Linked DNA regions of Homo sapiens: region 2 is linked to region 1. Evidence: chromatin loops called from intact Hi-C (ENCODE). Cell type or tissue: PC-9. All regions are shown on one strand.

Region 1 (5,000 bases):
CCACGCCCAGCTAATTTTTGTATTTTAGTAGGGGTTTCACCATGTTGGCCAGGCTGGTCTGGAACTCCTGACCTCATGATCCGCCCACCTCGACCTCCCAAAGTGCTGGGATTACAGGCATGAGCCACCACACCCTGCCTCTCCCTCCCCGCTTCCTTTTAATCTCCCAATTGCCTCCCACTGGCAAAATCTCCCCTTTTGCTCCTCCAGTATTCCACTAATTTTGTAATAAATGCCCTGAATTAAAGATCTTTTAAAAAAAATCTCAAAGTGATTGTATTTATCCAAAAGAATTAAAAGCAGTGACTGGAAGAGATATTTGCACACCCATGTTCATAGCTAAAAAGTGAAATCAACTCCAGTGTCCACTGAAGGATGACTGGATATGCAAAATACGGCATGCATATATAGTGGAATACTCTTCAGCTTTCAAAAGAAAAGACATTCTGACACATTCTCCAAAATGGATGAACCTCGAGGATATTATGCTAAGTGAAATAAGTCAATCACAAAAAGATAAAAGACAAATACTGTATGATTCCACTTATATGAGGTACTTGGAGTAGACAGAATCTTAGAGACAGAAAGTAGAATGGTGCTTGCCAGGTGATGGGGAGTGGGGGAAACAGGGAGTGTTGTGTAACGAGTATAAAGTTTCAGTTTCACAAGATGAAAAGGATGATGCAGATGGATGGTGGTGATGACTGTACAACCTATGAGTATATTTAACACCATTTAATAGTTTAAAATAGTGAAGGTGCTAAATTTTACATTATGTGTATCTTACTACAATTTTAAAAATGGAAAAAAAAATCCTGAGGTGGTTTTCATTTCTTGGTTGGATATTGACATACCCTCCCACTCCCAGCCCAGTTACTCTGCAACACCTACCATTTTGTTAGTCTTCATGGAACTTGCTGCTCTCTGAAATGACCTTGTTTACTTTTGTTTATTTACCATCTGTTCTCCCCCACTCAAGGGTAAGGATTAAGAGAGTAGGAATCTTATTTTCTTGTTCACCTCTGTATCACTAGCACCTAGAATAAAACTTGCTTCACAGCAGATTTTAATAAATATTAGTTGAAAGAATGCACACACACGAAAGGAGCCTTACACATTTTTCTTGATTTCCATAAAAAATAAGAAGGATCAACAGAATTCCTTTGTGCTGTACAGACTTTACTGATGAGTTGGGAAATAGAGGACCCCAAGTTTACATCTTGGGGTCAGTTTTTACTTTAAATCTCTCAAACACACCAATCTTCATCCTCCATTCTCTGGTCTTCTGATGCCCTCCACCCCACCTGTCGTCGGGGAATATCTATCCAAATTCATCCGGTGGAAGAACAGTTCCCTTTTCTCCAGCCCTGACTCCCAAACTCAGCTCAGGGCTTACCACTGTAACTCCAAACACTCATCAGTGTCCCCTACACAGACTGTCTCCTCTGGGTGTCCCCTTCCCACCTCTCTGCAATGGAAAGGTAGCAGCAGAGGGTTCAATTTTCTCACTGATATGAAATATGCTTCTTCTCTTAAAAGGCAAAATAACAACAATTTGTTCTGGTTTAAAACTACTTTTTTATATTATAAGTTTGCTTTTAAGTAGACACTAAATTACAAATGTGTCCTCAGATATGGAGGATAGTGACATGTAAGGACAACCCTACCTATTCTGTATCAAATAATACATTTTAAGGGAAATACAAGAAAATAGAAATATGTAGCTCAGCTCCCTGGCTCTTCTCTAAATGCATAGGCCCATTACAAAGTTAAATTAAAGGAAGGACAGCAGTGGGGGACCTGTGACACTTACTCCTTCCATCTTCTGCTTTCACGAACAAAACTCAACTCAAGTTATTTCTAAAGTCAGAAAAATTAAAACTCAAAGAAGTACCTGTGCATATATGTGTATTACACATCTTAATGGAAGACACACAATTCCAAACATTATTTGAATGTACATCCCTCAAGAAATTCACAGACTTGAGGAGCAATCTTCAGACAAGGTCGGAGACAGAAGTTCCTTTATCTCTGAGAACCAATCGCTGGGCCCGCCACTGCTAAAGGCCACTAAGAGAGAACGGAAGGGGACAGGGACTGAAGGCGGGCAGAGGAGAGAAAAATAGAAAAGAAAATAGGATTGTTTGAATACCACCAGCAATCGCCTCGGGCACATTTTCCTGCCTTAGCTGCGTGAGTCAGCCTGGCCGAACAATCTAAAAACTTCACAGGCCGGGCAGGCTGCAGGGTGCGGTGCCTACTTAGGTCCACCGTGGCCCACATGGACCTGCGACACTGCAGCCGCGCTTTCCCAGGGCCTGGGGCTGCGGGCGCCTCCCAGGCCGGTTCAAGCCACGCACCTCAGAGCGCACTGGAGAAAGTCACTACCTTATTTGCACACTAGTCATTACTGCATCCTCATCACCTCTTGGAATGAGAGTTGAAAATTTAAGCAGAGGATTTCTTTAATCAAATTCAAATGCTTTGCATAGCAAAGAAAACCGGGTCAAGGAGCTGCCGCTACAAACAAGTTCCAATTCTTAGCTAGAGCCAGGGGATAAATGTGAGCAAGTCTCCCCCTAGTGGACAGAGCGCGTCACCTTTCACTCGCAAAGACTGCCGCATCTGGGTCAGGCAGAAATTCAGGAAGAGCCAGGTGAGAAGGTGAGCTGGGAGGAGAGGAGGTAACCTTGTTATTGGAACCCACAGTCCCGCCTTGCCTTCTCAGATTTTCTTTTCAGTGGAAAAGCAAACTGCGTTGAAGTTTTTACACATCGTTTGAGAATGCTTACTCTTAAAATGTTTGTTCCTAATTCGTTGAATATGACTATATGTCTCACTATAATGGAGGGTAGCAGATCTAATGTCATTTTCTGGACTGGTTTTGAAAGGCCTAGGTCACCCCTGAGGGGGCACTCTATTTGGGGACAAGCTAAGGAGGACTGTGGCAAAGAAAGAGTGACTGGAGAAAGATGATCCTGTTTCCATGGACAAAATCAGTCCCAATGTCCTTGCCCCATGAGCAGTGACAGGTCAGCGACATCACCAGGCTGGCAGGATCCCAGGGGTAGGTTGTTCTTGCATCAGAGTCTTCCGGCCGACCCCACCCGCGTGGCAACCAACAGTCATGCTCTCTATCCTTTGCAAAGATAGACTGGACGAGCTGTCTCTGTCCAGACTAATCCTGACCAGTCTTTCCACAGTCTTCTCCAGCTATTTCTGGCCTTCAGTAGGGAAGCTTAGACTGAACTCCATAGAACAGACCTCAAAAGAGTTTCTAGGATCCTAAAATGTATGGAAAATATATATGTATGTGCACATGTTTAAGTGTATATATGAGTGTGTGTGCACGTGTGCATTTGTGCAAACTTTCTATATGCAAGCTTGCAGACTGTGAATTCATTCAATTTTCAAAGTATCTGTGGCCCAGGAAACATTATAAGTCACCCCACCAGTAAAACAAGCCATTGCAGTGATTGAAGTGCCTGGGCTGTGGAATTTGAGTGCCCAAATTCAAATCAGACTGAGATTCCTTGAGAAAGTAACCTAATAGCTGCAGCCCTTAGTTTCCTAATCTATAAAATGAGAATAATAATATAGTACATAATAATAACAATAGCACTTTATCCATTGAATTAATGGAAGGATTAAATGATATAATGCATGCAATGCACTTAGCGATTTACTTGACACATATTCATTGTTCAGTAAAGTTTGGCCTTCATTATTTATAATGAACCCCTTAAATTAGAAGCTGAGAAATGTTAGGGTCTTTAAAATTCCAGTGTGGGTAGCATACATTTTTCAATAATTTTGTGATTTTGGGATGAGATACAAGAATTATTTTTCTTTTGATAAAAACATATTCAATCTCTTTGGAACAATAAGTATGGCTCTATACAGGGTAATAAACTAGATGATAGAATTATAAATTTTAAAGCAAGTAGAAGCCTGAGTTATTACTAGTCATATCTCCTTCAATTCTGCTTTATAGGTGAGGTTATCCAGATACATCATGAAAATGACCTGCCCAGGCTATCCTGATGTTATGGCTACAGTTCAGGACCTTGATTTTTAATTATTAGCTGGCTTTACCACAGCTCTCAGAGGCCTTCCCCTATCTTCATGAGATTCTCAAAGGTCCATTAAAGAAAAAAATTGAGAATGGTTGTCCTGTGGGAAATAGACCATCATTCAGGTCTCTGCTCAAATCCCTGGCTTCCTGTTCCCTATGGCTCAAAGCGAGTTTTCTTCCTCTGAGAACTCTGTATATCACCATCTTATTACCATTTATCTCAGTCTGAAGATGCACATCATACTCCATTTTTCTCTTTGTTCCCTTAGATTTCAAACATCTTGAAAACAGGAAACATGACCTCGTATCTAATAGAATCTGACAAAATATTTCACAAAGAAAAAGATAAAAGGTATAATACAAAGGGATTAGAAAGCCGTTTATCTCATTGATGAACTCCAGCCTGAAAAACTCCAGAGGACCTAAGAAAAGTCCATTTCCCATTGCTGACTTCTTCTCCTCTCCTGGAAACAATATGAACTGGACAGACTGTGAGCAAAGCCAACAGCACAAATAAGGCTAGAGAAAAAGAAATAAAAAAAAATTGGACCCATTTTTATCTTGGGGCCAGGACTCTAAGATTTCAATGGGGCAAAAGATGAATGATTCATGCCTACAAATAGAATATATATGGCAGGAGCTTGTTCATAGGAGTATGACAAAAACTTTGTTTCTAGGCCTGGTTCCTGGACCCGGATCCCACATGAAAGAGCAAGACCAGGTGCCTGGCTTGGTTACACATCAGAGATTGGACAGGAACTAAAGGAGGGGGTGAAATCCCTAGCTCTGAAGGTTAGAGGACTTGAGGGCAGAGGTCAGGTTGGACATTATAGGGTCTTCTGTTTCTAGTCTCCCCAGTCTTGGCTTCTACTCCCATTTCCCTTGCTTCCTTCCTGCACCCCAAATTGGGTCATGATAGAAAAGA
Region 2 (5,000 bases), 320 kb before region 1:
ATTTTTTACAAGTTGTGTCGCTTTGTGATGAACACTTTAGCTCTGCAGATTTAGTATAACAAAATGGTTAAGAACAAAGGCTTTGGAGACTTCTCCAATAAGTTTTGGTTCTGCAGTTTACCACCTGTAGTTCTTAGACTCAAAATAGGGTGATCATGTAATTTATTGTCCAGACTCATAAATTTGAGAATAAAATGGGTATTTTAGGTAGTTTACATGCAGTAAACCAGAATTGTCCTAAGCAAACAAGATATCTAGTCATCTTAGCTCTAGGGATCCTTTGTAAAATGGAAATTATAGTTCATGCTTCCTAGGGTTGTTGTGATGGTTCAAGGAGCTGATGTGTGCTCAGTGCAGTTGTGGTACATTATTGCCTGATATTTATTCTTGCTAATGATAGTATTATTTATGTTTAGAATTCTCTTCAGCTAAAAAGACATTTTAAATAATATCTTTAATATTTTTATGTTGATTCTCCTCTGCACCCCAAGAACACTAATTATCCCTACTCTGTTCCTCATTTTATGTCATCTGTATCTATCTATCATCTATTCTCTGATCACCTTAATCTCTTTCTCCTTTTTCTCTGCATTGTCTGTGATGTCTTTAATCTTCATCTGATCAACACTAGATTTGGGTCTCTATTCTCTTTTTCATTCTTTTTAATACCAGTTACAATTATGCAAACGCACTATAAATTACTCAAATTATTTCTTTAGTACTACCATCTTCCTTTTAATCTGTCTTCTTATTCTAGCATCAGTCTTTTATCTCTAGTTAGACCTCAGTTTCAATACTAGTACAATGGAACATAACATCAAACTTAGAGGCTCATTTATAGGACAAAATGATATAAAGCACTTAGAATAATGCCTGGAATATAGTCAATGCTCAATATTATCATTTTAGAGTTTGTTTTTTTAAAAAAATTCCTGCAGCTTAAACTATTTTCATATTTTTGAAGTAATTTTTTCCAAAGTAATAAGCTTTATTTTTGCATGTTATATCTACTTAAATTTTTACATTATTTTTGCAGAATTGTAAAGTCAATTCTACATGTTTTTCTAAATAGCTTTATTATAATATATATATCATAAAATTCACCCATTTTAAGTACACAACTTAATTAACTTCTAGTAAATTTACAGAGTTGTGCAACCATCGCCACAATCCAATTTTAGAACATTTCTCTCACGCAAATAGTATCTCTCAGGCCCATTTGTAGTCATTCTTTATATCCACTCCAGTCCCCGGCAACCACTAATCAGCTTTTTGTCTCTGCAGATTTATCTTTTCTAGACATTTTGTAGAAATTAAATCATAAAATATGTGGACTTTGTGTTGGATTTCTTTTGTGCAGCATAATTTTCTGAAGTTCATGCATAGTGTGGCCTATATCAGTACTGTATTACTTTTTATTGTTGTAAATTATTCCATTTTGTGGCTATATCACATTTTGTTTATCCATTTACCAGTTGAAAGACATTTGCGTTGTTTCCACTTTGGGGGTATTATCCATAATAAACATTCACATACAAGTCTTTGTGTGGCCATCTTTCATTTTCATCTCTCTTGGAGAGACTACTAGGAGTAGAATTGCTGATTTGCATGGTAACTTTGTGTTTAATTTTTAAGAAATTGGCATACTGCTTTCCAAAGTGGCCACACCATTTTACATTCCCACCAGCAATGTATTAATGAGCGTTTTAGTTTTTCCACATCATTGACATCACTTTTATTGTCTGTTTTTTTGATTATAGCCATTTCAGTGATGAGTAAGTGTTATTTCATGTGGTTTTGATTTGCATTTCCTAATAGCCAATAATGTTGAGCTTTTTTTCAGGTGCTTATTAGTTATTTGTATATCTTCTTTGATAAAAATATCTACTAAAATCTTCTGTCCATTTAAAAATTGAGTTGTCTTTTTATTGAGTTTAAGACTTCTTGATTAAATCTGAATTTCAAATGTGCTGTTCTCATTTCTCTCTTTACACGCCTTATAAAAGAATCAGGTTTACACAGTCTTTCTATTTCCATATGTTGGTGTGGTGGGTATTTTCTTCCTGAAAAGAGCAGGTTTATATTTGCATTGTCACCTAGACTGAAGACTGTAGGAAAGGAGAAGGAATGGGCAATCAGATCTCTGGGACTTTTCTTCGTGCACATTTTCTCATATTTTAAACTACTTAATCTGATACCAAATCATGAGACTATACAATAGAAGAAGTAACCTTAGAGTTACAGGTTGCTCTCTTAAATGCAGGATGAATCTGCCTCATTCGTGAGAATCTGAATTAGAGACAGTTGTTTTCAATTTTGGTTAGATGTTGAATCACCTGGGAAGCCTTATAAACCACCAAAACCTGTGCTCTCCTCCCAATTTAGCTGTAACTAGACTGTGTTACAGCTTGGGCAATGGGGAGTTTGAAACATTCTTCAATTGTAATGTGCAACCAAGGTTGAGAAGCACTGGGCTCAACAAAGGAAGAGCACCTGCAGGTTTTATCTGTGTTGAGGATAGACAGCATGTCCCTACATGTTTAGTTGGCAAGTAAATTGGTCCTTGTCTCTATTGTATGGCTGCATGGGCACCGGCCCTCGGATTCATAATGTGTGTATGGGCATGGAGTCAGAGGGAGAAGGCGCTGCAATTGAGAAACTGCCTGCTCAGTGAAAAGTGATGAAAAAAGACACTTGCTTTCCCATCCAGCTAAACCACTCCTCAACATGTCCTACATGCAGTGGGAAAAGGGGCAGAAAGTGTTGCCCTCTTATCTATAGCTCATCCTTTTCTCTACTTACTTTCTATAACACTACATCAGTGGTTCTCAAACTCAGAAGTGTTTTAGAATTACCTGGGGGAGTTAATAAAGAATAGGGGCTCAGATTCATCAAGTAGACAAAAGCCTGGGCTTCTGCATTTTAACAAGTTCCCCCTGGTGATTCCGATATATACCACAACTTTGAGAATCACTGCACTAAGATATTTTGTGGGGAACTTTCGTTAGTAAGAGTCTTAGGTGATATCTATGCTGTTTTCATGCATAGTTGGATGTGATTCAAATGCAATTATATCTAGTAAAAATTTCTTGTGCTATCTTTTTACTTTACTTGACAACATATGTATTGGACCATATGAGAAGTGATCAAATTGCTGCCCTGATTCGTAACAGGCAAACTATCAAAGTCAGCTGTTGGAGAGTGTGGGGGTTCTGAGGAATTCTGAGATGTCCATTGGAGCCCTGGTTAGGGGAAAATCAGAGATGAGAGGTTTATATCATGACCCCTGACTTCAAATGGGATCATGTCAGGCACAGCTGGGCAATTGCGGTTCCAGAGTAAAGGTCCGTCAAAGTTCTCAGTTCATGTCAATGATTTCACTTTCCACTTTTATATCATTCTCAAATATAAAAGCTTTTCAGCCAATTATTTTCTCTTATCTGAACTACTAACCTTTTTTTTCTTCCTTCTCTCATATGTGACAAAATTTTATCAGAATCAGAACATCATGCTCTTGTATTGTCACACTAAACCATGTTTTAAATTATATTGCTGCCAAGAATCTTAGAAATATCCATATTAAGGTACATTTGCTGAAAGCAAAATTAACAAATCCAGTCTCTTGTCACTTACAGAAGATTCATTGCTCTAAACCGAATGCATGCTGATTGATTATATGTCAGCTAAAAAGGAGGTTCCTTCTAACTTAGTAGAGCAATTGGGCCTGTCCAAGAATGGCCTTTATTCACCACTGCAAGAGAATGCATCTGCTGTTTGAGCTATAGAATGCATCCGAGAGAGAAAACAGAAATTAGCCCTCTGAAGGAAGGTGACAAGAAATGTACAATCCCTGACCTTAGCAATTCCAACCAATTACAGAGTTTCTGTAAAATTAGTGAATTGGCACTCAAAATGTCCCTTGGCAACATACTCATTGAACTCTGTGAGATGAAGGTGAAATCGCTGCCCCAATTTGGCGAAGTCGGCTGTTGCTGGGATGTGGACTATCTGGGGACATTTGAGGTGGCTGTTATATCCCTAGTTAGTGTAAAATCAGAGAAGGGGGTAATAGCAAGTTAGAATTATGTCTTACCCAAGGCATAAGGAGTCTATGAAAACAATAGATTCCTGCTCTTTATGTATTAGGTCCCCTTCTGATTAACCATTTGGCAGGAAATCAGAGCTATTGTGCTAATTTCAAAGACCCTCTCCCCAGGGCAAATGACGTGGTTGATGTATTATCCCAGAGATTCAGAAGGCAAAATTACCAATGCCCATGTGTATCTAATTGGGGTTGGAGTAGAAGAAAAGCATCTGAAAGGATTCCTTATTGCCCTCTGCACTTTCTTGCTCTGCTTATTCCGTAGCTCTTCCTGTCTCAGACCTATACCATTATACCTCAGACCTTTCCCTTGCATTCTTGGGCTTACTTCTGCTTGATCCGGGCTCCTCCAACTTCCCATTTATTTCCTAATCTTGTTCTCTCTCTGTCTTGTTTTTTTGACCTAAAAATTAGGTTTAGGAAAACTTCCTACACCTTCTTTGTTGGGATGTTCTCTGGACTAATGACTCCAGGCGAGACCACCGTTGATCATGAACTCACTTTGAAACAGAAGCTGGGTTGGTAAGACTGGAGCTACTCAGGAAGTTTTTCTCCTTTATTCTCTATCAGCTCAATGCCAAATATACTCCCTAATGGATCTGGCCCCTCTTCCTGAATGTGGTGGTCTGCAGCTATCCATACAGTCTTGGGGCCCTAGAGATAGCATAGAAAAAGCACAGTTTCATGACAGGTGGGTAAAGAAGTTTGCCCACAACTTGAGGTAGAGCCTATATGGGTATGACAAGGAGACTGTGGCCATGACGGGATTGAAGGAGGCATCTTCATGCTTTTCATCTTACCTAGGACAGAAATTGAGAACCTATACTAATACATCACAGCCACCTTCTTTTATTTCATTTGAGACATGAATAGTTTTTCATAGGTACACAAACACACA

Evidence for each region. A loop is a pair of places that touch in the nucleus more often than their neighbours do. Peaks named below come from ENCODE experiments on the same cell type or tissue, not always from the same donor. Only the 100,000 strongest peaks of a DNase experiment are listed, where the experiment ranks them.
Region 2: it touches region 1 in a loop (2.6-fold over the local background); 1 of 110 quality-filtered maps calls a loop at or near these places.

The regions. Positions count from the first base shown.
Region 1 is chr7:34,318,693-34,323,692 of GRCh38, reverse strand. No RefSeq gene overlaps it. Among named protein-coding and RNA genes, the nearest start is that of NPSR1, 340 kb to the left of the region's middle. RefSeq lists an enhancer at 2,633-2,692. In PC-9, CTCF peaks have their summits at 2,330 and 2,536 (motif pointing left); DNase peaks (open chromatin) are centred at 2,182 and 2,582; H3K4me3 peaks cover 1,314 bases; H3K27ac peaks cover 665 bases.
Region 2 is chr7:34,642,868-34,647,867 of GRCh38, reverse strand. The region is part of intron 2 of NPSR1-AS1 (NPSR1 antisense RNA 1); the gene reads left to right. Among named protein-coding and RNA genes, the nearest start is that of NPSR1, 13 kb to the left of the region's middle. In PC-9, no CTCF peak of the experiment used is centred here; no DNase peak of the experiment used is centred here; H3K27me3 peaks cover 2,894 bases.